Linked DNA regions of Homo sapiens: region 1 is linked to region 2. A link is an interaction called in ENCODE POLR2A ChIA-PET data of the cell type or tissue named here. Cell type or tissue: Panc1. All regions are shown on one strand. Links, peaks and the distances in the headings refer to the core of each region. The heading gives the core; the rest is flanking DNA.

Region 1 (8,938 bases), core at 939-8,938, 120 kb after region 2:
CCTCAACCTGTCCTTCCTGGAAGGCCCATCTGCTTAGACCCCTCCAGCGGCCTGCACGTGCCCCCAGGAGAGTGGACCAGGCCTCACTGGTCCTGTTATCCGTGGCTCAAGCCCTGCTCCCTGTGAGTCCTGCTGGCTGGTCAGAAGCACCCTCGGCATCCCCTACCCCCACCCTGTGCCCTGTGCCCTCCCAACCACTGCCTGGAGGGCCCGATCCTGGCCCCTAGCCCTCTGCCCTCTTGCCCAGCTTTGGAAGATTCCCAAGGTCTGGGTAAAGTTACCAGTATCCAGATTCCTTCTCGAGCTCGAACCAACATTACACTTTTCCTAGAGTCAAAACGGGAGTTAACACAAGTATATAAATGACAATTAATACATTGGATAGTTTGATTGTTCGTCCAAATTTTGATATTCCCCACTAACAGCATATAACGAAGCTTAACACAACTCTATAGGAATAGTCACATTGGAGGTGAACAAAGCAGAATGTCTGAATCTACACTGATACTGAGGGAGAGGAGCAGTGGTGGCCACACCCGATGTTATCCGCTGTCAAAAAGCAATTTGAAGGGCCGGGCGCGGTAGCTCACCCCTGTAATCCCAGCACTTTGGGAGGCTGAGGCGGGTGGATCACGAGGTCAGGAGATCGAGACCATCCTGACTAACACGGTGAAACCCCGTCTCTACTAAAGGTACAAAAAATTAGCCGGGCGTGGTGGCGGGCGCCTGTAGTCCCAGCTACTCGGGAGGCTGGGGCAGGAGAATGGCGTGAACCCGGGAGGCGGAGCTTGCAGTGAGCCGAGATCGCACCACTGCACTCCAGCCTGGGCGACAGAGCGAGACTCCGTCTCAAAAAAAAAAAAAAAAAAAAAAGCAATTTGAGGTGCCCGGGGATGCTGAAGAGGTAGAGTGGCATACCTGGGTTGAGAAAAATTATCGTAATGCCAATTGGAGTCCCATAAAAGAGGACTGGCATCAAAAAGAGGAAAAGGGTTCAAAGGAGATTTATCATGGGGTTCAGAATCACGGACGCGAGGGGCGGTAGCAGGGACAACAGACAGAAAAGTTTCCCCTTCCCATACTCGCAGTCTGGATGTGGCAAGAGCCAATTTTCAAAGTTCTGGGTGTTCTGAGCTCAGAATGGGGAGTATCACACGAGCCCTCGGGGGACAATGTCCTTATTTTCCCATTTTAAGGGAAAGAAAGAGCTGAACCTCCTATACAAAGTAAAATGATGATCCTCGTTCTTCCAATAAGAAATAAAACAAGTAGCCTCCAGGCATTCCCTCCCGCCACAGGAGCAATTGTTTTTTAAATAGCCCTTTGGTACCCAGTCTATTACTAAACCATATGAGTCAGTTTTGGTTTTTTTTTTTGAGTCGAACAAGCATTTCTGTGAACCGGACCGATGAACGTTTCTACACAACTACCAAAGGGAAGCGGGTCCCCACATGCACTCAGGAAAAAGAAAAGCCACGTTGGCGCGCCAGATATCGGGGGAACCAGCCCCCAGTATTTCAATGTAGGTTCTTTCTATTTTCCATAAGTGTTGGCTGGCTGAGAAATGAAGAGAAAGAGTACAAAGAGAGGACTTTTACAGCTGGGCCTCCCAGGGCGACATCACATATCGGTGGGACCCTGATGCCCGCCTGAGCCGCAAAACCAGCAGGTTTTTATTAAGGATTTTGAAAGGGGAGGGGGTGCAAGAACAGGGAGTAGGTCACAGAGATCACATGCTTCAAAGGGCAAAAAGGAGAACAAAGGCACTTCAGGAGGCCAAGGCCAGTGGATCACCTGAGGTGAGGAGTTTGAGACCAGCCTGGCCAGCGTGGTGAAACTCCGTCTCTACTAAAAATACAAAAATCAGCTGGATGTGGTGGCACGTGCCTGTAATCCCAGCTACTCAGGCAGCTGAGTCAAGAGAATGATTTGAACCTGGGAGGCGGAGGTTGCAGTGAGCCAAGATCGCACCATTGCACTCCAGCCTGGGTGACCAGAGTGAAACTCCGTCTCAAAAAAAAATAAAAAATAAAAAGTTTTAAAAAAATTTTTTTAAAATAAGGCTGGGCGCGGTGGCTCATGCCTGTAATCCCAGCACTTTGGGAGGCCGAGGCGGGCGGATCACGAGGTCAGGAGATCGAGACCATCCTGACTAACACAGTGAAACCCCGTCTCTACTAAAAATACAAAAAATTAGCTGGGCCTGTTGGTGGGTGCCTGTAGTCCCAGCTACTTGGGAGGCTGAGGCAGGAGAATGGCGTGAACCTGGGAGGCGGAGCTTGGAGCGAGCCGAGATCCCGCCACTGCCCTCCAGCCTGGGTGATAGAGCGAGACGCCATCTCAAAAAAAAAAAAAAAAAAAAAAGACTGAGCCCTCAGAGACACAGCTGCAGTGAAACCATTAAATGGAGGCCAGTAGCATGTGAACCACACAGGCAGGGCCAGAGGGAGCACAGGGGGCTTCCTGGAGAGGTGGGAGGAAGGCATGACTGAGAGAGAGCACGGGGGACCCTGGGAGGGAGAGGCCACCTGTTCCTGGCCTCATGTCTGTGTGCACACACGCAGAGGCACATGCCAATGTGAGCACAAGCACTTGGGCATACACACAGGGACACACACAGGCACACATGGGCATAGACACACATGAGCATTCACACGGGGACACAGGCATACACGGGTGTAGGCACACATGAGCATGCACATGGGGACACACACAGACACACACGGGTGTAGACACATCAGCATGCACATGGGGACACAGGCACACACAGATGTAGACACACACATCAGCATGCACACGGGGACACAGGCACACACAGGTGTAGACACACATGAGCATGCACACGGGGACATGTGTGTGCACCCGGGGACACATGCATGCCATGGCACAGCAGCCACACAGGACACACACACACACACGCACACACGGGCATGCACACGTGAGCACACATGGCAATGCATGGACCAGGCAGCCACACAAGTGCACACATGGAGCATATGTGAACATGCAGGCCTGAGCATGGGGGTGCATGCACTGCAGCTGACAGGCCCACAGACATGCGTGTATACACATATGTATCCACACCCCCCACAGGCATGCACAAGTGAATATGTGTGTAGACACACAGTCGCACACGGACACACACGCTCTGGTCCATGGTGGCAAAGAGGACCCTGGAAATCAGCAGCTTCGGCTTCGATGTTGCTCTCTGTGAGGATCCCTGCTAGGAGTCAGGGTTGGCCAGGACCCTGTCCCTGGGCTCAAGTCCTCCTGCAGGAGAGCCACCCTCAGGAGGGGACAGACCCTGGTGCTCCCTGAAGCTGGGCCATGAGGCTGAGCTTGGGGGAGAGCAGGTGAAGGCGGCCAACGTGGTTACAGGTCTTGGGTGGCTGCTGGCCTTCCTGGCTGAGCCAGGTTTGCACCTGGTGCTGGGAGCTGGGCCTGAGCCTTGAGCTCTGGAAAGCAACCATAGGTGGGGGCTGGGGAAAGGCTCCCGCTCCAGGAGGAAAGCCAAGGGCTCCCTAAGGCCATATTGATTCTTCTGGACAATGAGGGGGTCAAAAAGACCTAAGAACCCCCAGCTCCCATCTTCCACGGGACAGCTGGCCGGTCCTTCCAGCTCTCAGGATGGTCCCATGTGGCGAGGCAACAGCAGGGGCCACTGTTCCTAAGACGACCGGATGGGGGTGGGGCCCTCCTGTTCGCGTCCGGCCTTCTGAGCCTCTGTAGTCCCTACAGAGAGGAGGATATGGGGCTCAGGCTTCCCCGGGAGCCCAAGGCCGGGAGGTATGATCGACTCTGCGGGTGTCTGTGGGCTCAGTGCTAGGCCCTTCCTGCCATAAGCACCCCCCGCCGTGGAGGAGCATTTGAGCTCACGGATGCTACAGAGAAAGTTTCCTACAGGGTCTCCTCTGAGGGCCATGGAAAGCCATGTGTAGACACTCAGCCTGCCCCCAGAGCCTTTGGTGCCCCAGGAGTAGAGCCAGGAGCCCTCCCCGCCACCTCCATGTGCCCTGTGCCTGGGCGCCCAAGCCTGTGGATCCCCCAGCATGGGCTAGGCAGGTCCTTCATTGCTCAGACCCCAGGCTTTGGGAGGTCGCATGTTTTGCCGTCTGCATAGCGAGGACGTGCTGGGTAGGAAAATGAACTCCAAGCCACGGCCTTCCTGGCCATTCTGTTGTCACCCGTCGTTTCCTTCACCTGCTGTGAAAGTGCAATCTTGCTTCGCTGCAACCTCCACCTCCCGGGTTCAAGCGACTCTCGTGCCTCAGCCTCCTGAGTAGCTGGGATTACAGATGCCCTGCTAATTTTTGTATTTTTAGTAGAGACAGGGTTTCACCATGCCTAGCCAGGCTGGTCTCAAACTCTTGACCTAAGATGATACGCCCGCCTTGGCCTCCCAAAGTGCTGGGATTACAGGCATGAGCCACTGCACCCGGCCAGTTCTTTTTTTTTTTTTTTTTTGACGGAGTCTCGCTCTGTTGCCCAGGCTGGAGTGCAGTGGCGTGATCTTGGCTCACTGCAAGCTCTGCCTCCCAGGTTCACGCCATTCTCCTGCCTCAGCCTCCTGAGTAGCTGGGACTACAGGCGCCCGCCACCTCGCCCAGCTAATTTTTTGTATTTTTAGTAGAGATGGGGTTACACCGTGTTAGCCAGGATGGTCTCGATCTCCTGACCTTGTGATCCGCCTGCCACGGCCTCCCAAAGTGCTGGGATTACAGGAGTGAGCCACCACGCCCGGCCAAACCCGGCCAGTTCTTCTTTAAATGTTTGGTAGAATGTACCAGTGAAACCATCAGGCCCAGGACTTTTCCTTGTCAGGAGTTTTTTGATTACTGACAAGGCTGGAGTGCAGTGGCACCATCACAGCTTGCTGTAGCCTCAACTTCCTGGGCTCAAGCCATCCTCCTGCCTCAGCCTCCCGAGTAGCTAGGATTACACGGGCACACCACCGTGCCTAATTATCAATTTTTTTTTTGTAAAGATAAGGTCTTGCTAAATTGCCCAGGTTGGGTTCAGGTGATCCTCCTATCTCCGCCTTGCAAAGTGCTGGGATTATAAGGATGAACCACCATGCCTAGCCTCTTTTTTCTTTTAATTATTATTTTATTATTTTTTAAAATTTTTGTGGGTACATGGGAGGCATATATATTTATGGGGTACCTGAGATGTTTCGATACAGGCATGCAGTGTGACAGACACACATGACGGACTATGGGGTGTCCACCCCCTCAAGCATTTATACTCATTTTAGTATTATTATTTTTTAAATTTTTATTATTTATTTTATTTAATTTTCTTGAGACGGAGTCTCGCTCTGTCGCCCAGCCTGGAGCGCAGTGGCGCGATCTCGGCTCACTGCAAGCTCCACCTGCCGGGTTCAAGCCATTCTCCTGCCTCAGCCTCCTGAGTAGCTGGGACTACAGGCGCCCCCCACCACGCCCGGCTAATTTGTATTTTTAGTAGAGACGGGGTTTCACCGTGTTAGCCAGGCTGCTCTCGATCTCCTGACCTCATGATCTGCCCGCCTCGGCCTCCCAAAGTGCTGGGATTACAGGCGTGAGCCACTGTGCCCGGCCTATTTTAGTGTTATTTTTAAGCGGCTCCACACAGAGCAGGGCCATGCCACAGGCAGCGTGGCCCAGAGTAGCCTCTTTTCTAATGTAACGTTTGCGACTGTAAATATCTCCCTCAGCAAAATGGTATCTCCTAAGTTTTAAGTTGTTTTTATTTGTCTCCAGGTATTTTGTGATTTCTTCCTTGACCCACTGGCTAAGAGTGCGTTGTTACATTTCCACAAATTTGTGACTTTTCCAGATTTCCTTCTGCTGTGGGCTCAGAGATGAAACTTTGTATAATACATTTTATTCTGTTTAAGAGATGGGGGTCTCCCTATGTTGCCCAGGCTGGTCTGGAATTCCTGGGCTCAAGTGATCCTCCCGCCTCGGCCTCCCAAAGTGCTGGGACTATAGGCTCGTGCCACTGTGACAGGGTTTAGTATCTATCTTTCAAAACACACTGAGACTTGATTTGTGGTCTAACATCTGGCCTCTCCTGGACAAAGTTCTCGTGCGCTCGAGGAGAGCATGTGTTCTGCTGCTGTCGGGAGGTGCTCTCTGGACATGTTGGAGCTGGTGGTTTCCTGTGTTGTTCAAAACTCCTAGGGCTGAAGGGAGGTGTCCACTGAGTGTGGACACTGTCTCATCAGGTACCATGACACACCCCACGTGACCTGTGCCTGTGACCACGTCGCTGCCTTGCGGGCCTAACAGCACCTGCCTATGGGACCTTGGCTGGCTGCTTCTTACCAGGCCGGCCCCCTAGAGCCCCCCTGCTCCTCCAAGCCCTGTTTCCTCCAGAGGGGTGGCCGCCCCTGGTTCCCTCCTCACCCCTGTCCACACTGACTCTCTGCAGCTGGAGCCAACTGGGTCCAGCAGGGACTTGGGCCTGGGACGGCCAGGGGCTCTGCCCAGAACAGCGAGCCTGGGACTGGTCCTGCCCGGGAATGGTTATTTGAATCAAAGCGGAAAACTGCTGGTTTGAAACGTTTATAAACATAACCCAACAATACAAAAGGGAGCAGCGTAACTGGTCACTTAGGAGAAAAGCCTCAGGACCTCGTGGACCTGAACTTAGGCCAAAAAAAATGGGGAGGATAAATGAGACAGGGTGACCTCCCGGACCAGGCACTATGCAACCTTAGAGTGTGGCTTAAACATGAATGATCATCTCCTTTCCGTTAGACAGCAGTAACAGGCTTTAGGTTTTAAGACTAGTGTTGACGGAGTTTAGGTAAAACGGATACAACATTATATTCTCAGAGGACCTGCAAGCTGGACTCTTCCGGAAAGCGTGTGTGCACCAAGATTTGCTAGAGCCTCATGCCCTGGAAACAACCCACTGGGGACACTTTGTCCCTAGACACCCTTTCTGGTGGCGTGAACGCACTCTAGTCCACGTTCCCCACTCCCAGGATGCCGGGACCGTGTGGCGCAGGCTTAGGAGGGAGGGAGGTCCACATGAGGTCAGAGAAAAGCGCAACACCCAGACCGTGCATCCGGGAGAGCCAGCGTGAGGCCCCGAGGCCACGCGGGCAGACCCACCGCGGACGCAGGGGACGCAGGGGACGTCTACAGTTCTGCAGCAATTTTCAAGAATTCGCTTTTCTTTCGTTTCTGTTGAAATGCAGGTTTCAGACTTGCTGAAATTCACCCGACACTTGTTCTGAGCCCCAGAATTCCTCTCCCAGCCCAGAGCCTGCAGTGGACAAAGCCAAGGGCCTGGGCTGTTGGCTGAGGACCCAGTCATGATTAACCTCAAGTCTCCTTGGGGTGCCTTCTACTCCAGGCTGAGCACAAATGAGACAGAAACCAGCGAACTCCACGCGCGTTATGTGGGTGCCTCCTCTTTGCCCTCCACACACCCACGCACAAGTGCACACACCCACGCACGCAGACACTGCCACGCACACACCCACTGATGCACACAGACGCACACACGGGTGGATACTCACCTACATGCACGTACACACCCACTCTCAATGTGTCCACTGAGCTTCGTGTACACGCCCACGCACACCCACCCTCATACACACCCACGTGCACCTGGCTCCACACAACACACGGGAGGAGGCAAGCACGATGCTCAGGAAGGCGGCCTCTCAGGGCAGCGTCCAGTGTCCGTCCCTCCCGGCGGGACCCTCGCACGCCACCTCTGCTGGAGATTTTGGCTTCCAAAGAAGAGTCTGGTGGGTTCAAGGCTGGGTGGGCAGGACGGCAAGGATACAGCCCTGCCTGGGACAGAGCCTTCCTGGGGTAGAAGGGGGATATGGCAGGGACCCGAGGAGAGCTGGGCCGGTGGGTGACTAAGACAGGAGCCACGTGAAGTAAGAACAAAAGCTTTACTCGTGCTCGGCAACAGCAAAGCAGGAGGCAGAGGGGAGATGACGGCCCCTGTCCCATTTCCCTCCATGGAAGGCACCAGGCGGGGAGGTGGGTCTGCTGGGATGGGCAGGTCAGCGGAACAAAAGGCTCCTGTTGTTTATGGGCCCAGGCACAGTGGGGCAGGAGCACGACCCAGAAAGTAGTCCTGAGCCACAAGTCAGAGCGGAGAAAACATCTCTGTGGTCCCAGTCAAGAGGCCTCCGAATGAGGCGCCTGGACTGGGAGCAAAGCTCTGGTCGAGAACATGACCTTCCCGGGCCTGAGTCCCACTGTGGTGCCCGGCCGTGCACCCAGCCTGCGGCAGAGAGGGCGGCGTCCCCCACAAAGCCTGCCAGGCTGAGCCCTTGCAATGGCCGTGGCTGGGCCAGGACCTTGGCCTGGAGCCTGCTCCTTGACACCCAGCCAGCCTAGCACCCGCCTTCAGCAACAGGTAATGGAGCCCGGATGGCAGCTCCCTCCCAGGTGCGCAAGTGCTGGGGTGGAAGCCTGTTCCCGTGGGATCAACCTTGGGGCTGGGTCGGGGGGAGGGGCACTGCGGCCCTGGCCATCAGCCTGGCTGTCTTCGTTCTCCCAAAACACCCATCACCGCAGCCCACCAGGGGCTGGGAGAGGGGGGGCTGCAGGCTAGCCAGAGGGTCTGCCAGGTGCCTGCATCTCACTGGTGTGGCCGTGGCACCTGAGGGAGCCCACTGAGCCCATAGGGGGCTCTGGTTCCCCGCGCCTGGGACAGAGCCAGGCAGCCCTGGGTCGGGGTGGTTGGTGTCACCGAGAGGTCGGGGCGCCCTGTTTCTGCCTGGGACACCAGTCCGTGTCTGGGTACAGAAGACAATGGATAGACTTAAACCTGGGGAAGGAAGAAGTAGGGGTCAGGGCCGTGGGCGGAGAGAGAAGCGGGGGCCAGGGCCGTGGGCGGCGGGAGAACCTGGGGTCAGGGCCGTGGGTACAGGGAGAAGCCGGGGTCAGGGCCGTGGGCGGAGGGAGCAGCGGGGGTCAGG
Region 2 (16,647 bases), core at 4,676-12,675:
CGAGGTCAGGCCCTCTGGAGACCACCACGCTTCAGTCATGCCTCAGGCACCACTGCAAACACCTCAGAGCTTCCTCCACACTCAGCTCACGAGAGAAGACAGACAAGGCCCAGCACACAGAGGTGCGGGGAAGCAGGCTGCTGCAGCGGCTCACTCACCTGCTATAGGCGGGGATCTCCAAGCCCAGCTCGGCCATGAGGAGCCGCATGACGTCATCACACTTCCCATGTAGCTTCAGGGCAGCCCAGTCATCCTTCGGGGTCCACTGAGGACAGGGAAAGCCGAGTGAGAGTAACAGCAGCCCAACCCTTCCCGGTGGCCTGTCAGCCTTGGCCCCTACGGGCTCAGTCGGTGCTCCCTGAGCACCCACGGGGGCCCTATCAGACCGCCCTGGTGCATGGGTGTGGGGTGTCTCTGGCTGTGCGTTCTAAGACCCAGATCTAAGGACGTGGCTCTCAGCACCCGAGTTACCTGCAGGTTCACGATGTAAAGCTTCGGCCGCCGGCTAGGGGGCTTGGTCATGCACCAGAGGCGTGGGTACTTCTTTAGAACCTGTGGAAGCAGACAGACAGACACCGCACACACACAAGGGACAAGTCTGTACAGTGCTGGGCCGCAGAGCTGGACACCCTCGGGCGGGCAGGGGCTCGGTTCACTCATTGTGTCATCGGCACGTACCTTCAGGCTGGACCCTAGACACAGGATGGTGTCTGCTCTGCTGGCAGCCTCGGTCGCCGCTTCCCAGTTCAAAGGCTGCCCCAACGTCCCCCTCTCCCCAAAGTGCACAATGGTGTCCCGCAGCTGGGTCCCACACTTGTGGCAGGTCCGGCCTGTCTGGTGTCTGTGGAGGGCAGTGCGCTCCGTCACATCGAACACCCGCACGTACTCCCTGTTGGGAACGCAGGAGGTACAGACCTAGAGGCAAGAGGGCACAGTGAGTGGGACCCGCCTGCCCATGGAGACCCTGGGTCCCTGCAGGACTGCTCACTTCAATGTACATGTTCCCGTGGAGCTCGGAGATGGCCGTGCGCGGCAGCCCACTCCTCAGGTGGAGCCCGTCACAGTTCTGAGACACCACATGCTGCACCTGGAAGGCAGAACGGGTGGCAAGGGGAGGGATGGCTGCCAGTGGTGGTGGGGAGGTCAGTACCCGGCCACAGCGAGGCTGTTCTGAGCCCCGCCGATGGCTCCCAAAACCAGGGGCAGCTCCGTCCCCCCAGAGAGCCTTAGAAAGTAAAACACACAACAGGTCCAACCACCAGGAGTCAAGAGGGCCTGTGGTGGGGAGGGGCTGTCCTTCCTCCAGCCCTGATGCACCTGGAGTGGCTGGGAGGGCAAGAGGTTGCACCGTCCCGGCAAGGTTGGGAAGTGGCTCGGGGTTTGGCAAGGGCCACTCTGCCCCAGATCCATGCTCTCTTGGGTCATGACATTTCAGGTCCCTGGGGACCTAGGCAGATCAACCACTACACCCCATTGGTTGAGGGTGTTCAGCAGAAGGTCCCCAGAGATGTCCTATAAGCCTCCCCTGTGACTAGGATGGCTTCTGAGGTCCACAGAAAAATGCAAGGGAATCACAAAGGGGAAAGGCCACCAGCAGCTCTGAGGCTGAGGCTGGCTGCGGATGGGATGGTTCAGAGGGGGAGCTCCCCTTCTGTCCTGGAGAGTCAAGCACAGGAGGATCAAACCCGCGGCCTAACCCGCTTGGTGGGTGCTCATCATGGGAGTCAACTGGCAGACAGAGGGCGGGTGCAGTTAGTTGCCCACTGGGCACCAAGGTGCTCTGCCTGGTCCCTGGCAAGTGTACCAGCCACCCAGGGCTCTTACCAGCTTCTGCTCATGCAGACGGGTGATGCTCATGTGGGTGAGGGTTGGCTCGGCCTCGCTCAGGTCGGCAGCACTGCCAGGCAGAAAGGAAGGCAAGGTGAGGAGAGCTGGAGCTCAGGCCCGTGCTGCCGCTGCCCAGCCTATGTGGGAGGCCATGCCTGGCCCGCTTACCTAACGCTTCTCCCTTTCTGAAGCAGTGTCCACACTCCATTAGGGCCCCGGTAGTCTGGGATAGACGCTGCCTGCATGTCGAGAAAAAAGGTAAGCCAAGTCAAAAGGCACCACTGTAGGTACTGGCAGAATTCCCAGAAACGGAAAGCCACTGTCACTCCTGCCGCATTCCGGGCTGGCCTGCATGTTGGCCTCTATTCATTCCACAGGCTGACCTGCCTGAGCCCATATGGAGTGTACCCCAATTCGGCTCCTCCCTTCTACCTGGACTTCCGTTTCCCGCCTGGCCTGGCTCATCCTTCCAGGCTGCACGCAGCCCTGCCTGCCTCCGGAAGCCTCTCTGGCACCGAGCACAAAGCTGGGCTCTGTGGCACATGTGTCCTCCACACTGCAGGGGAAGACTAGTCATGTTCCTAAAGTGCCCCCAGGGCCGAGCCCACAGCTCACACATTTAGCAAATGGTGAATCCCTAGGTGGGTCCAGGCGACTGTCCATTCTCATGTCCCAGTGCTGACTATTCCCGCTCCACCTTAACAAAGGCAGAACAACTTCTTCAGATGAGATGAGCATCTAACTTCCCAGGTTTTCAATCCTGTGAAACAAACTGAGGCCCACAGAGGGCACACAAGATATGCCAGGATCAAGGTGTCTTGTGTTCCCTTTTGGGGACTCCCGACTCCTGCTTAAACTCAGAAAAATGCACCACCCCCCCGGACAGTAGTTCCGACAGTCACATTCAAGACGGGAACCTCAAACACTCCGATGAAATCCACTAGCTGCATGTGCTTTTAGTTGCCATTGGAAGTTCCATAACAGGTCACGTGACTGTTACATAATTACATGACTGGACTTTTTTTTTTTTTTTTTTTTTTGAGAGACGGAGTTTAGCTCTTTCGCCCAGGCTGGAATGCAGTGGCATGATCTCGGCTCACTGCAACCTCCGCCTTCCAGTTTCAAGTGATTCTCCTGCCTCAGCCTCTCGAGTAGCTGGGATTGCAGGTGCCCGCCACCATGCCCGACTAATTTTTGTATTTTTAGTAGAGACAGGGTTTCACCGTGTTGGCCAGGTTGTTCTTGAACTACTGACCTCATGATCCGCCCACCTCGGCCTCCCAAAGTGCTAGGATTATAGGCATGAGCCACCGCGCCCAGCATGACTGGACTTTTACATGTGACTTGTGGAGGGAGGAGACTAAACCCCAGGGCTCCGGGTATTTGAGTCAGTAGTGAACTCCCTTTTTGCATTCTTGCTGCTGAGCCTCTGCTGTTCTTTGCTTGGAGTGCCTCATTCCAACCTTCTGTAAATCTCACCCATCCTTCAAGGCCCAATCAAGGCCACCTCCCACAAAAAGCCAACGCAGGTGGGTTTCCCAACTCCAAGAGCGCAGAGTGTGTGTCTGAGTTTGCTCTAGCGACCCAGCACAGCCAGCTTTACAGTATGGTTATTTGTTCACATGCCTGATCCTTGTCACCTAAAAGCTTCCTGAGAACAGAAATCACCTGGGTTCAGATCTGCTAGGCCGACGCGTGCCCAACACCCCACACACACCCATCAAATTAGATGGACGAGGTGCCAGCTACACTTTCAAAGCTAGTGATGTCCCACAGCCCAGGATAACTTGTCAGTGAAACTTCTCAAAACACAATGCAATTCTCTCCTTCACCTGGTGTATTCTGGCTCTTACTGTGTCACTTTCTACTTATCTTCCCTCGACATGGACAGAACAGAGTGGAAAATCACAACTTTGGGCTTAGCTCTGTCCACATAACCTGGGGGTGCCTGCGAGCAGTCGGCTACTACACCCCATTCGTATCTCTACTCCTTGTTTTTTTTAACTGGCTGTAACACAGAGGCCAAGCGTTTAAAAAGCGTTTACCTTAGGTAAGTTTTGGTCATTTCGTTTCTTTAAGAGAAAAAACCTTAGAGCTGCTTTAAAGGCGAGTTTTTCGCGATTACTGGAGCTCATACTCCGTCCTGGGGTACGCCTCCGCCTCCCTCCCTACCGTGCTGATTCCCGCGCCTGTGTAGACGACCAAGTATTTGGCGTTCCGGACGGCGCTGGCCAGCTCCCGGACCTTCCCCCGCAGCTCCTCCGGGTCGTCGCACACCTGCCAAGACGCCAGGGTGGTCACCGCCCCGGGCCGCCCCACCCGGGACCGCCCGTCGCCCCAGCTGCTCCCGAAACCGGGGGCGCCCGCGCGCCGCACGCGGAACTCGCCTCCTCCTGCCGCCGCTTCAGGCCCTCGCGCCGCCGGCTCCGGCCCTGCAGCTCCGTTACCAGGTCCGCGCTCTCGGCCAGCAGCCGGCCCTCCTCGGCGCTGCGCTCCGCCGCCGCCTTCCTCAGGATGCGCGACACCTGCGGGCAGGCGGACGGTGAGCGGCGGCGCGGGCCGGGCATGGCCGGGCCGGGGAGCGGCGGCGGCGTACCTGGCGGAGGCGCTCCCTCTGCTGCTCCTCCCGCAACCTCCGGACCCGCTCCGCCGCTTTGCGCTCGGAGCGGCTCAGACCCCCGGCTGCCATCGCTCCCCTGGAGACCTGCTCTTCCGCTTCCGCCTCACACGGCAGGCCGCGCTCAGGGCGCATGCGCAAGATGGGCCCCGCCCCCACCCACCCCTTCCGGCTCCGCCCGCCGCGTCGCCCCAAAGAAGCACCTGCCAGTCTCTTTAAAAGGTTTATTGATCATATACAAAATAAAGAAAACCTTATATATCACAAACATACACTATGTACAGCAATAAATACCCGGGGGGCCAGGCCCAGTGCTGCCCCTCCTGGACAATAATTTAGCAATAAATACTGCGCAGGGCAGGGGTAGGGCACCAAGGCCACTGCCCTGCAAGAGGTCAGGCCCCTGCCCGCCCTACACGAAGTGTGAGCGCTCGGGCCTCACCCCGCATCCAAACCCCAGCCCCTCCTCACTTAGATCTTTAATAACCTCCATCCCACCCCAGCAGATCCCGGGGTCTTCTCCCACACACACAACCTCCCCTGGCTAGACCTAGGCAGGGCAGGCAGGGACTGATCAACTCTGCTTGGACCCACCTCTCAGCGCCAGGAGAGCAACAGGGCTGGACACGCGGGCAGCCCTTGTCCTGTTGCCAGGAGAAGGCTTTCTGTGCCCACTCCCGTTTGGTTAAAGGCTTCAGGGACTAGCAGATTGAGGGGGTGGGAAGAAGGGCAGGGCTGGGACACAAGGTTGCTGGAGGGGCCAAAGCCCAACTGGGGTCACCAAGAACAGGGAGGTCTCACAGTTTATCGGGGACACACTCTAGCTCAGACTCAAGGGACACCCATGGTATCAAAGCTGCTGCTCCAGGGGCAGGGTGGAAATGTGTGGGACTGGCCCAGCAGGTATGGTACACACCCAGGACACAGGCCAGAGGCAGGACAGGCATTAGTCTCTCAGACACGCCCTGCCTCTGTGTGGCACTGATTATGTACTCTACTCTCCCGACCTGCTCCAAGGCCAGACAGCCAACAGGAAGGCAAAAATACACCAAAAAGAATTATTCAGTGGCTTCTGGGGGAAAAATCGTTAATGTGTTGGTTCCTTTCACCAAACCACAGCCTAAAAAAGTAACTCACAAGATCCCAGAGCGGAAACGGTGCAGCAGGCTGCGGCTCCGACTTTCCAGATGTGGATGGGCGCTTTGGCCAAGTGGCCACTCCAGAGGGAGGCAGCAGGGACAACATGGGACCTGACCATCGTCCCAAAGCAGGCTGCAGCCGCTCAGGGCCGTGGGCCGGGCCCTGATCACCAGTCAGAAGTGTACACACATATCTGAAACATGCACCAAGAGCTGAGCCAGCAACACCAGTGCCACCCCGAGCAGCAGCCAGGGGCCTCACTCTCCTGGTGAGAGCTGACCTGTCCCTGCTGGGTATTCCTCTGAAATCTGAGCGTCCATGTTAGGATAAAAGAGGAGTTGGGGCAAAGTTAAGGTGGAAGGGAAGACATATATCATGGTTTACTTGGCGGACAAGTTTGAGAGACCTGGCCTTGGCCAAAGCCCTCGATTCGCTGTGTCAGAAAAACTGAGGTGAGAAGAGACCACCACCCTCTCCACCACCCTCTCAGTAGGAAAGCGGGATCAACAGAGATCAGAAGGACAGCACACTCACACCTGCACATGAACACACCATCTATGTCAGGAAATCCAGGGGAAGGGGAAGAGGGGTGGAGTGGCTCCGCAGGGCTGACCTGACAGGGGACAGGAACACTCCCCTAGACCCAGGGAAGTCGCCCCAAATCCAAAGCTCTTGAAAGGAGGTATGGCCTCGAAACTCCAGAAGCCTCTTCTGCCAACGCACCGAGGACCTGCACCTCCCATTCAGCACGCGTCGACCCTTACACCCTCCTCTTCCACACTCCCTTCGCCTCCAGGTCTGCAGCCTGGCAGAGGTGCTCAAAATGGATGGCCACCCACAGCCAGGACAAAAGTGGGGGCTGCACAAGGACAAGGAGGGCCTGTTTCTCCCCACTCCGAGGCAGATCATGACGTTTTCTTCATGGATACTTATGATATGATTCCAACTAACGCCTGGATTCTACTTAGACAAGATCAGACTGAGGGGAGGGGGATGAAGTCACTAAATGACAAGAGTCAACAGCCAATATTTCCATTTTCAGGCTGACGCAGGTAGACACAGGACTTGTCTCTGAACACCTCGAGCAAAGAAAAGCTCATTAACATGACAAGTGTTGATGGTGCCTCCCTGTTCCCATCCTGTGGGCACACCAGGCCAAACTATTGGATAAAAATCCCACCATCCATAGGGTTAAGCCCTGTTGGGCCACAGTTTTTCATCTTACCCACATCTGTGTGCTTTACAGAAGTCTGGGCCCCACAGAAAAGAAACCAGCAACCCGGTGAAAGGCCAGGGCTCACATGGCCAGACACAGGGCTGTAGCCTCTTGGAGGTGGGTAGGGGCACCCCCTCCCCATCATATGCCTACAAGGAGCCTCCTGAGCCCAGCCAGGAAGGGCAGCAGCCTCTGGCGAGGAACTGAGAGCAGGAGGCAGGCTGCGCCCCCACAGGGAGGCACCTCCAGCAGAAGCCAAGCAGCTGATCCCTGGAAGACACAGATCCCAAAGGGAGGCAGAAGGCAGGCCCGAAGCCAAGAGCTGCCAGCGTGGACCAGCGGAGAAGAGGGACAAGACCCGGCCCTGGAGACTGTAGCCCTTGTCTGCACTGGTGGAGACCCCCAAGGCTCTCAGAGTGAGGCAGGGACAAGGAAGAAAGGGCGGTGCCCGGTGGGCCCCCACCCACTCTGCCTGGAAGCACCACCCGCAGCATGGAAACACCTCAGGGATCAAGCGGGCGGCGAGACCTGCAGCCCACGGCGCGGGCAGCCTATAGGAACAAAGCTGAGGCCAGAGGAAGACGGCCAGGGAACGCTTGGCCATAGCCCTGTGGCCACCCACAGTGACTCCCTCATCCCTGTAATGCCACCACCCAAGGCCAGAGGTGGTGGGTGTGGAAGCAGCGTGGGGCGCCCCAAGGGACCCCAGTTTCACCTACCCCGCCACTAGATCAGCCCAAGCCCTAGACACAGATGTAGCCAAGGCTCAGTGGAGGGGGGCATGACAGAACCCCATGTCTCACCTCCTACGGACCAGGAGCTGGTGGTGGGCACAGATTCCTTGAGCTCTGACGCAGCAGGCGCCACTTGGCACCCCAGCCCAGGTCCAGCAAGCCAGCAGAAGCAAAAGCACAACTAAACCCAAAAAACGAACACGGGAAAACAGACACAAGAAGTGACACCCACAGGTCAAAGGTCACCAGAAGCACCAGCACTTTACCGCTGCACAAAACCTCACCAGGCACGGACGACACCACGGCACCGGCAAGAGACGGAAGCAGGAAGGGCAGAGGAGTAAGTCACTTTCGGTACAATTGCAAAAGATATCAAAGAGGACGGCCTTCTGGTCGGCTCACGGCTTGGCTTTTTTTTTTTTGTCTTTTTTTTAAACTAAGTTTTATAAATAATGTCTGATAACTCTGTGTATATAAAAACTAAACTCCAACAGCCACAAAGAGGTGTCCGTAAGTTTACAAGAAAGGGATTTTTTTTCTTTTTTTTTCTTTTTTTTTTAACTAGCAAAGTTTCTATTATACTTTCTTCCCTTTTCCATTCATATGGTCAAATGGTCTTCTTGCTTGTTTTTTTTCTAAAAGACAGTTTTATAAATACTCTGCAGCTCTTTTTTCTTTAACTTTTAAACATATAATTAATTTAATAACTTTGTAAAAGGAACTTCTCTCTTTTAAATAAAGGGCTATATAACCACACAAATAGGTCATGTAAACAGTGACACGGGACCCATCGCAGGGCACACTGGACCCACCCTCACGTTAAGCGCACAACCAGAGATTTGGTCTTGTTCAGTGCAACGGGTCAGGCCTGAGTGCACAGCCCCTGGGCCCAGCTGCACGCCCCCAGCACCACTGCGCCCAGGCTGGTGGTCCACCCATCAGGGCCTTCAAGCCCGCCCTACTCTCAGAGCAGAGCCCATCTCTTCATGCTGGGCTAAGCTGAGCTGCTCCCCTGGGGCTAAAGAGAGTGAATCCTTCCCAGCCCGCGAGCCTGTGGCCACTCGGGAGTGGAGGGAACACTGGGACCCTCACTGCTCGGGGACACGCGAGGCCCAGCGTGCCTGCTCCTTCTCTCTCCCGCAACTCTCTCTAGTCCGTTCCCACAGCACCAACTCTGGACTCCAAGCCTGCATGGCCCTGGTACAAAAGGGGTTGGGGCGACCCCACGTCACCGCCGAACTGACCAATCCCAACATACAAAACACACGACGACAATGACGAGATCAAAGGGGCTCAGCCCGGCGCCCCTGGGGTACAGGTTGTGCTTTGCAGGGAAGAGAGAAGGGTGGGGAAGAGAGGGAGGAAAGAGAAGAGAAGGAAACAGAGGGACAGGGCAGCCAAATTCGCCATGTGCCTAGTGGCCCCGCAAAGACCCGCCTGGGCAGACGCGCGTCCCTACGATCGGGCATCCGTCTTGGACTTTACTATTGTGATGACGCTGGTGGCGGCCACCTTGCCTGGGACGAGGGGCCCCAGGCCGGCGGCAAGGGGGCCCCGGGCTGGCGCCACGGGGCTGCGGGCCACCGTCCGGGCGAAGGTCTGCAGCGCCTCGTACTTGGAGCGCAGCGCGTCGAGCTCCAGCTTCATGCTGGCGTTCTCTGAGGCCAGCTTCTCCACCTCCTGCTGCAGCTCCGCCTTCTGCTTCTCCAGCTCCTCCTTCTGCGTCACCCGCTTCACGCGGCAGCTGGCAGCGTAGCCGCGGTTCTTGAGCGTGCGCCGGCGCTGCTTCAGCTGGACGATCTCCTCCTTGGACAGGCCCCGCAGGTGCTGGTTCAGCTCCCGCACCGACATGGTCACCAGCTCCTCATCCGTCAGGCTGGTGCCATTCTCACCCGGCTCCCGCTTCACCTGGGGCACAGTGCAGGTGGTCACAGGCCAAGCGGGCACGCCCACTGTGCCCCCCGACCCCAGCCCACAGGCTCCTGTCCCTGCCCACTCACCTTCAAGGCCTTGTTTCCTTTATTGGGGGTCGTCATAACCCGGGGGCACAGCGAGCAGGCGCTCTCTGCAAGACACGGAGCAGGTCAGTACCCTGGAGACCACCCTCGCCGCACCCCCCCCCCCCCGCCCCCGGCCCAGTTCACAAGAGCCCTTGCCGCACAGCCCGCCCCAGCCTGCTGTCCAGGTGCCCAGCCCCCAATACCTGATAGGAGGCAGCCCTTGGCCTCTCCCAGGCTGGGCTGAGCTGCTTCCTGTCCACCCTGCCCCTAGAGAACCAGGTGGGAGGTCAGGAAGGTCTGACGGGAGAAGGGGAACTGAAGGCTGTTAGGAAGGCAGGCGCAAGACAAGGGGCAGGGGAGAGATTAGAAGGAATAAGACGCGGGAGAGGCAGGCCTAGAAGGAAGCCGGGAGCTTTAAAAATAACCCCGGCACTGCCCAGAGCGCGGCTGTTCCTGGCGAGTCACGCTGACTCAGCACATTGCCTCTGCCTCCCCGCCGCGCCCGCACTCCCTGGCCCGCCAGCCAACAGCGCCCCACGAGAGCCGCAGCCCCCAGCCTGGCCAATAGCAGGTGAGGGCCAGCCAGTGACCCTGTGTGTGCATCTTCCAGGGTCCTACCTTCTACAGCCACCTCCCCTGAGCCGGCCTCGGACAAAGCCCCCTGCTCCCTGGGTGCACAGGGGCCCCACGGGGGACCTGGCCAGAGAGGAGGCTACAGGGAACCCCGAGTCTCCCAGCCTCCTAACTTTGAAAAGCTGGGGGTGGGCCGTCCATCTAGCTCTGGTCTGTTGGCAGGACTGACCAGGGAGTTCCCCCACCTTCCAGGTGGCAGGCCATCAGCTGGGAGGAGCCTGGCCCGAGGCCCCTCTAGACCTCCCAGTCGGCCTCCTCCACTGATGGAGTAACCATCCTGTGGCTTTGGGTTGCAGGAAGCAGCCCCTGCCCCACCCCATCCAGGGTATTTCACAAGGGCTCCCACAGTGAGCCACCCCGGGCCTGCCCAACGTGAAGGCTGGCGGAGTCAGCCCCTCCGAGCTGCAGCCTGCTCTCTGGTCCCTGCCCCGGGTGAGTGCCCACAGGGCCAGGGAGCAAAAACAAAAGTGCTGGGGTGGCCGGACTTAACAACCAACTCTTCCCCACTCGGGGTCCCTCCAGCACTCTGCTCTCACTTTCTTGCTAAGGATGTTTCTGGGATTCCCAGCTCAGCCCAGCTCCCACCAGACCCTTGGGCATGGACCCCCGCCTCATGCTCCATCCCCCACTTTCCAGGTTTGATGCAGACAGATGGGAGACTCCTCCAGAGGAGCTAGGATCACTTCAGGAAATTATGGGCTGGGGGGCTTCTTACTCTCATCAGGGGAGCTGAAGTGTGGCCAGGCGGATGCACACATCCTCACCAGGCTCAAGACTCCACCTCACCCAGCCTGGGACCAGGAGGTGAGGCTGCAAGCACAGAGCAGGGAGGGGAGGCCAGAGACCCCTCCCCACAGCCAAGCCAGCTCAGAGGCAAGGTCCCGAGGCTCCAGCCACTGGATTCTTCCAGATAAAGGATGGGGAAGACCTGAGCTGGAGGTCAGAAGGCCCACAGGAGCCCTTTCCTACACGTCCGGCACAACACTGCCCCAGGAGACAGGCCCTCAGCCAAGCATGGAGGGGCCCCCCAGCCTTGAGTGCAAGTCAGGGTGCAGAGACACTGCCCTGGCACCAGCTTCTCCCACCCCCATCGCCCCCACCCCTGCTGCTAAGCACAATGACAGTGGTGACTTCCTGAAGAGATCACACGGAAAAGTGCCTCCTCGACAGATTTTGCCCTCCGCAGAAGGCCTGAACTCAGCACAAGTGCAAGCCATCGCCTCCTATCAAAGGTGCGCCGGGGGGTGGGGGAGGGGCAGCCCTGAGCACAGCCAGTGCGTTCCAGGCTCCTGGCCTGGCCTCTGGACCTGGGCTGAGAGGGACCATGCAGGGATCCCAGGAGCTGGACTGAGGAGAAGCTGCCCCCGCCCTCCTCCAGCCCTCAAGGCTGGGCAGAGCTGGGGCCTGTCATGCACCCTCTGCTCCCAGAGGCTAATAAGCCCACCTCACGCAGGAGGCACAGATGGTCACGGCTCCGCAACCTGCGAGGGTACCTAGGCCACCCATTCACACTGAGAGCCAGGAAAGGGAGGGAGATTTGGGAGCTCCGTCTCCTTTGGCTAAAGTAGAAACTCCCGTGCCTGAACACAGACAGCCCCACCTGGCTGCAAAGCCCAGCGGCCGAAACTCCCCGGCAGTCATGGCCTCTGCTCCATAAGCTCTCAGCTCCTGAAAGTCACTCTTTGAACAGAACCTAAAACTTAGTTTCCACTGATGCATAAGTGACTGAGAAGATGTACATAAATGGGCCGCGCGGTGGCTCACACCTGTAATCCCAACACTTTGGGAGGCCGAGGTGGGTGGATTACGAGGTCAGGAGATCGAGACCATCCTGGCTAACACGGTGAAACCCCGTCTCTACTAAAAATACAAAAAAATAGCCGGGCGTCGTGGTGGGCGCCTGTAGTCCCAGCTACTCGGGAGGCTGAGGCAGGAGAACGGCGTGAACCTGGGAGGCAGAGCTTGCAGTGAGCTGAGATCGCGCCACTGCACTCCAGCCTGGGCAAAAGAGTGAGACTCCGTCTCAAAAAAAAAAAAAAAAAAAGATGTACATAAATGTCCCTCCAGGACCCCAAAATTTTCCCAGGGCATCAAACTCCAGGCCAACGGTCAGCTAAAACATTGAAACATCTGGAATCTATAAGCCCCGGGGCTCACTGAGAGTGGACCTGTGTTCTGTGTGTATGTGTGGGGGGTGCTCACTGAGAATGGACCTGTGTGTGTGTGTGTGTGTGTGTGTGTGTGTGGCGGGGGGCGGGGGGCATCCCTGAGGGCAAACCACAAAGTAGCCTAACCCAGCCATGAAATGAACTCCTGGGCAAAGGAAGTCAACCTTCGTGAATCTCCACATACCCAAGGAAAGGTGGCTCTGGCCACATCACTCCCAAGCTGCCACTTTCTAAGCGTCCTGGGCTGCCAGGCCAGACACCCAACAGGGCCACTCCCTTTGCTAACTTCACACAACGCTGAGACCCCACTTCAGGTAGCGACAACTTTAGGGTGGCTGGGTGCTGCGTTCTGCCACCCTGTGCCATCCACACCAGCCCATCTGCTGCACCCCAAGGCTAGGCACCCTGAAGCTCCCACCACCTACAGTCTCAACCCAGACTCCAGGGCCAACTGGGGAGAGAGGCTGGGCTGCTTCCTCCCCTTTGCCGTTTCCTGGTAGAGCTGCCCCTGCTTCCTCCCTGCCCAGCCCACTGTCACCCAGGGCTTGGTACACACACCCCTCTTTCTCCCAGGACCTCGATCTCTGGCCAGGGGCTGTCCAACCAGGCCAGTCCCAGGGAAAGCCGACTTCCCCTTTGGCTAGCTCGGCCCACCGAAGCTCCTCCCCTCCCTCACTCAGGGAACTATTTCCCAGTTTGGAAAACTGCTCCAGACTTGGGACCAGGACCAGCTGCCGGAAAAGAGCCGCCTGGGAAGGGGTGGACCGCCCGGGGCTTCACCTTTGACCCCGGGAGAACACCTGCAGCGAGCCACCCCCACTTCCTCTTCAAGCACCCCTGCCTTCAACTGGATCGCTCGGCGCTCACTTAAACAGGCACCCCAAGGCGCCGGGCCTGGCCCCCTCCCACATCCCCACGGCTCCCTCCCACCTCCCGCTGGCGGCCTTTTAGTCCCCGAGGCCCCTCGCTCGAATCCCCTCCGGTATCAGCTTGAGCACCGAGTGACCTCACGCTGATGACTCAGCAAGTCTCCCTCCGGGCTCTGGCACGCGACTGACGGAACCCGAGCCCCAGCCAGGGGCAGGGTCTTCCCCGCAGCACCCCCATCGCCGCCCCTCCTCCCGGGCTCGCCGCGGACCCCCGCGCCGGGGAGAGCTGACGCGGCCACCGGATGAATCAGCAGCTGCGGGCCGGGCCGCCGGGCCCTGGCGCGGACCCCCGGGCGCCTCGCTCGACCCCACCCTTTCCTCCCGCCGTCCAGTGCCCCTCCCTCCAGGACGCCCGGGTCTCCGAGTCCGCTCCGCACTCGCCCGGCTCCGCGGGTCCGCCGCCGCCCGCGGCCCACCTCCAGTACCCGGGCGCCAGGGGCAGGAGGAGCTGGCTCCTGACCGCTGGGGAAATCGAGGCACGGGCCGCCAGCAGGGTGCGCGGCAGACCCGAAACCAGCGGCCCCCGCCGCCGGGCCCCCAACCGCCCGCCTAGCTCCGGGAGGAGCCCTGCCTGCGCGCCCCCTCGGCCCCCGCCGCCCCCGCCGCGCCGCCCCCACCGCCCGGGCCCGCCGCCGCAGCCGCACTCACCACACTGCGGGCCCGGCGGGCCGAGGCCGGGGCGGGGCGGGGCCGCGCGCGCTCCGAGGCCGCGCGGGGCAGGGACCGGCGCGAGGGGTCCGGGCCCGGGGCTCGGAGGACTCGCCGCCTGCGCGGGCCGGGCCGAGCGCACTGGGAAGGCCGGGCCGGACCAGGCTCGGGATCCGCCGCCGCCGCCGCCGCTCCACAGACGTCACATGATGTTTGGTCACGTGGGCTCCATTCATGAAGCGGCGACGCGGCCGGCCGGCGCTTAAAGGGGAAGGCGCGGCGGCGGGAGGGCAAACTGCGCATGCGCAACCCGCGCGCCGTCGTCCCTGGCAACACTGGCTGCTCTAGCGCCTGGCGGGGTCTCACGGGCGGGCCTGGGCGCACGGCCAAAGCGCCAGGTCTCCACCCCCAGCCCCCGGCGTCCTGCAGCCGGAGCCTGCCTCGCCTGGCTCCTGCGCCCGCCGTCCAGGGCCCCTGTCCAAGCTCGCGGACGCCGGCGGCGTTTTCCAGCTCGAGTGCTCAGCCTAGGGCAGGCTCTGCGTGCGCCCCCTCGAGTGCCGGCCTGGGCCCTGCCAGGCAGAGGCGCTCTTGCGTCAGGACGGCGCCGCCGGGGCCCCGCGATTCCAACTCGGGGGTCCCGGAGCGGCGCGGGGCGGGGACGGCCTGGCAGCTCCCAGCAGCGAGGGGCGATCCCCGCCCGCGCAGCAGACCCCGAGCTGCCCAGGCCCTTCCTGCGCCACGTGTACCCAGAGCTCCGCCCGGGGGAGACTTCGCTGCTTGTTGGAGATGCCCAGCGGTAGGGGGCGAGGACTCGGGAGGAAGATAAACGGGGGATCCCGTGTCTGGACTTTCTCCTCCACCCTCTTCCCTTCGCAGCTGTGAATCCTGGGAGGGGAAGGGTGGCCGCCCCGCCAGCAGGTGAGCGGGGAGGAAGGGGCGGGGACGGGCTGTGGGGTCCTCCTGGGCTCCGTCCATGAACAGGCCGGCCCCAAAGTCCCGAAGCCGTGAGGTGTAAGGCTCAGAAGCGTCCCTCCGCCTGTCCCTGCCAGACCCCAGGAACTCCTCCGAGCCCCACAGCACGTTGTCGCCGTGTGCGCTGTGGGGCTGCGTGTGGTTCTTACGGTGGTGTCCTTAGTCGTCGGGGACCTGCTCCCCCTGCTCTGGACACAGCCCGAGTCTCACAGGCTCTAGGGGCATGATATGGTCCTGGCGTGGCTTCCGAGGCCTCAACCTTAGTGTACAAAACAGCACACGGGGCCCTGAGGCCAGGAGTGCAGCTCCGTCTCCTGCCTCTCCTCCCTGCTCGCGTCCTCATCCTACCACACCACACTGGGCTGGCGAGGGGAGGGCGCCCTGAGCCGCTGGGCATCCTGCTCCGCGGGAGGGTGAAGTCGTGCATTGCTGGGCGGTGAGGGCTAGGTCCACACAGCGGGGACCTGGCGGGCCCCCGAGTCTCCTCAGGACCCGCCCTCCGTGCCACACAGCGGGAGCTGGAGCCACGGTGCCGTCAGGAGCCAGGGGTGATTGGCCCTGGGGCTGGCAGCCCCCACCCCGCGGGCAGACGCTCACCAGGCTGTCCCCACTCACTCCCACACCCCAACTCCTCCTCACAGGGTCGAGCCCGCTCTCATTTGCACCTCCGCGCGAATTTGGAACGGATTTATGAATCGTCCTCACTGCGGTGCTGTCTTCTCCTGGGAAGGAGCCTCAGTCCTCCCCTCCCTGGGCACTGTCATAGAGATGGGCAGGACGGGCTGGGGAGGACACTCAGGGAGCTGCCCAGGCTCCTTTGCTGCCCCTCACCCCAGAATCTTCTTGGGGTGGGTGGGGTCCCAGGCACCTGCAGAGTAGCATACGGTGGCTTGTAGAAAGAGTATCGAGGGAGGGGAGGTGCCACGTGGAAACAGCCCAAGCCAAACCCCTAGGACCTGTCTCCCTGTCCTCCTAGAGAGCTGAAGGTGTTCCGTGGTCAGTGAGGGCTGGCACTGGCTCTGCACGAAGATCTCCTCACCTCCCCAGCGGCTCCTGGCCAGCTCCCCACGGAGAGCCCAGGACACTTGTCCCTGGACACAGTGGTGCAGCCATGCTTGGGCCAAACCATGAGGCCACCAGAACCGCGAAAGGCTACTGTACTGAGAGGGATACTGCGAGAGAGGCCCACAGGTTTCCAAGCATCCCTCTCACTCCGCACACTCATCTCCACGACCGGCTTTAAGTGCGGCCTTGAGGCCTGGCTCCCTGTTTGGACTTCTCTGCACCTCCAGGAGCTCACTTCCCGTCACAGCTGGATGCCTCCTCCCGCAGGCACCTCCCGGGCATCCTCCCGCCCCAGGCTGCACCTTCTGTGGGACTGGCCCCCGCAGGCACCTCCCGGGCACCCTCCCGCCCCAGGCTGCAGCTTCTGTGGGACTGAGCCCCGCAGGCACCTCCCCGGCATCCTCCCGCCCCAGGCTGCACCTTCTGTGGGACTGAGCCCCGCAGGCACTTCCCCGGCATCCTCCCGCCCCAGGCTGCAGCTTCTGTGGGACTGACCTTAAGACCCCATCGGTTCCTCCTGAGAGCAGCAGATCTCAGCCAGATGCTGCCGGGAGGGAGGTGCTAGCGTCCACACCCAGACGGGTCCAGTCCAGCCCTGCTCTCCCTGGTCTCCAGGCAGGGCCCTCCCAGGGTGGACATTGCCCATCTCTGCCTGGCCAGGGGCTGCTGACCCACTGGTTCCAGAGTCTGAGCCTGTC

The links. Peaks named below come from ENCODE experiments on the same cell type or tissue, not always from the same donor. Only the 100,000 strongest peaks of a DNase experiment are listed, where the experiment ranks them.
Region 1: POLR2A ChIA-PET joins it to region 2 with 12 read pairs; 11 of 35 experiments call an interaction of 5 or more read pairs at or near these places.

What each region holds. Positions count from the first base shown.
Region 1 is chr17:82,040,021-82,048,958 of GRCh38, forward strand. RFNG (RFNG O-fucosylpeptide 3-beta-N-acetylglucosaminyltransferase) reads right to left here. Exons shown (of 8, transcript NM_002917.2): 8 at 7,882-8,787. The coding sequence ends at 8,706. Among named protein-coding and RNA genes, the nearest start is that of DCXR-DT, 6.6 kb to the left of the region's middle. In Panc1, for the core only: no CTCF peak of the experiment used is centred there; no DNase peak of the experiment used is centred there.
Region 2 is chr17:81,913,616-81,930,262 of GRCh38, forward strand. MAFG (MAF bZIP transcription factor G) reads right to left here and starts at 14,120. Exons shown (of 3, transcript NM_002359.4): 1 at 13,913-14,120; 2 at 9,535-9,599; 3 at 4,655-9,442. The coding sequence starts at 9,570. The coding sequence ends at 8,990. It overlaps MAFG-AS1 (MAFG antisense RNA 1), which reads left to right and starts at 9,284. Exons shown (of 3, transcript NR_186500.1): 1 at 9,284-9,617; 2 at 10,464-10,599; 3 at 10,804-10,896. It overlaps SIRT7 (sirtuin 7), which reads right to left and starts at 4,561. Exons shown (of 10, transcript NM_016538.3): 1 at 4,424-4,561; 2 at 4,215-4,352; 3 at 4,000-4,104; 4 at 1,996-2,066; 5 at 1,825-1,897; 6 at 989-1,087; 7 at 679-915; 8 at 472-552; 9 at 159-265. The coding sequence starts at 4,516. It overlaps MILIP (MYC inducible lncRNA inactivating p53), which reads left to right and starts at 14,214. Exons shown (of 2, transcript NR_015454.1): 1 at 14,214-14,830; 2 at 15,861-16,647. RefSeq lists enhancers at 3,746-4,642, 4,761-4,810, 9,294-10,493, 11,191-12,146, 12,654-12,743 and silencers at 4,161-4,630, 13,524-13,573, 13,954-14,043, 14,194-14,713. In Panc1, for the core only: no CTCF peak of the experiment used is centred there; no DNase peak of the experiment used is centred there; H3K4me3 peaks cover 3,202 bases; H3K27ac peaks cover 4,210 bases.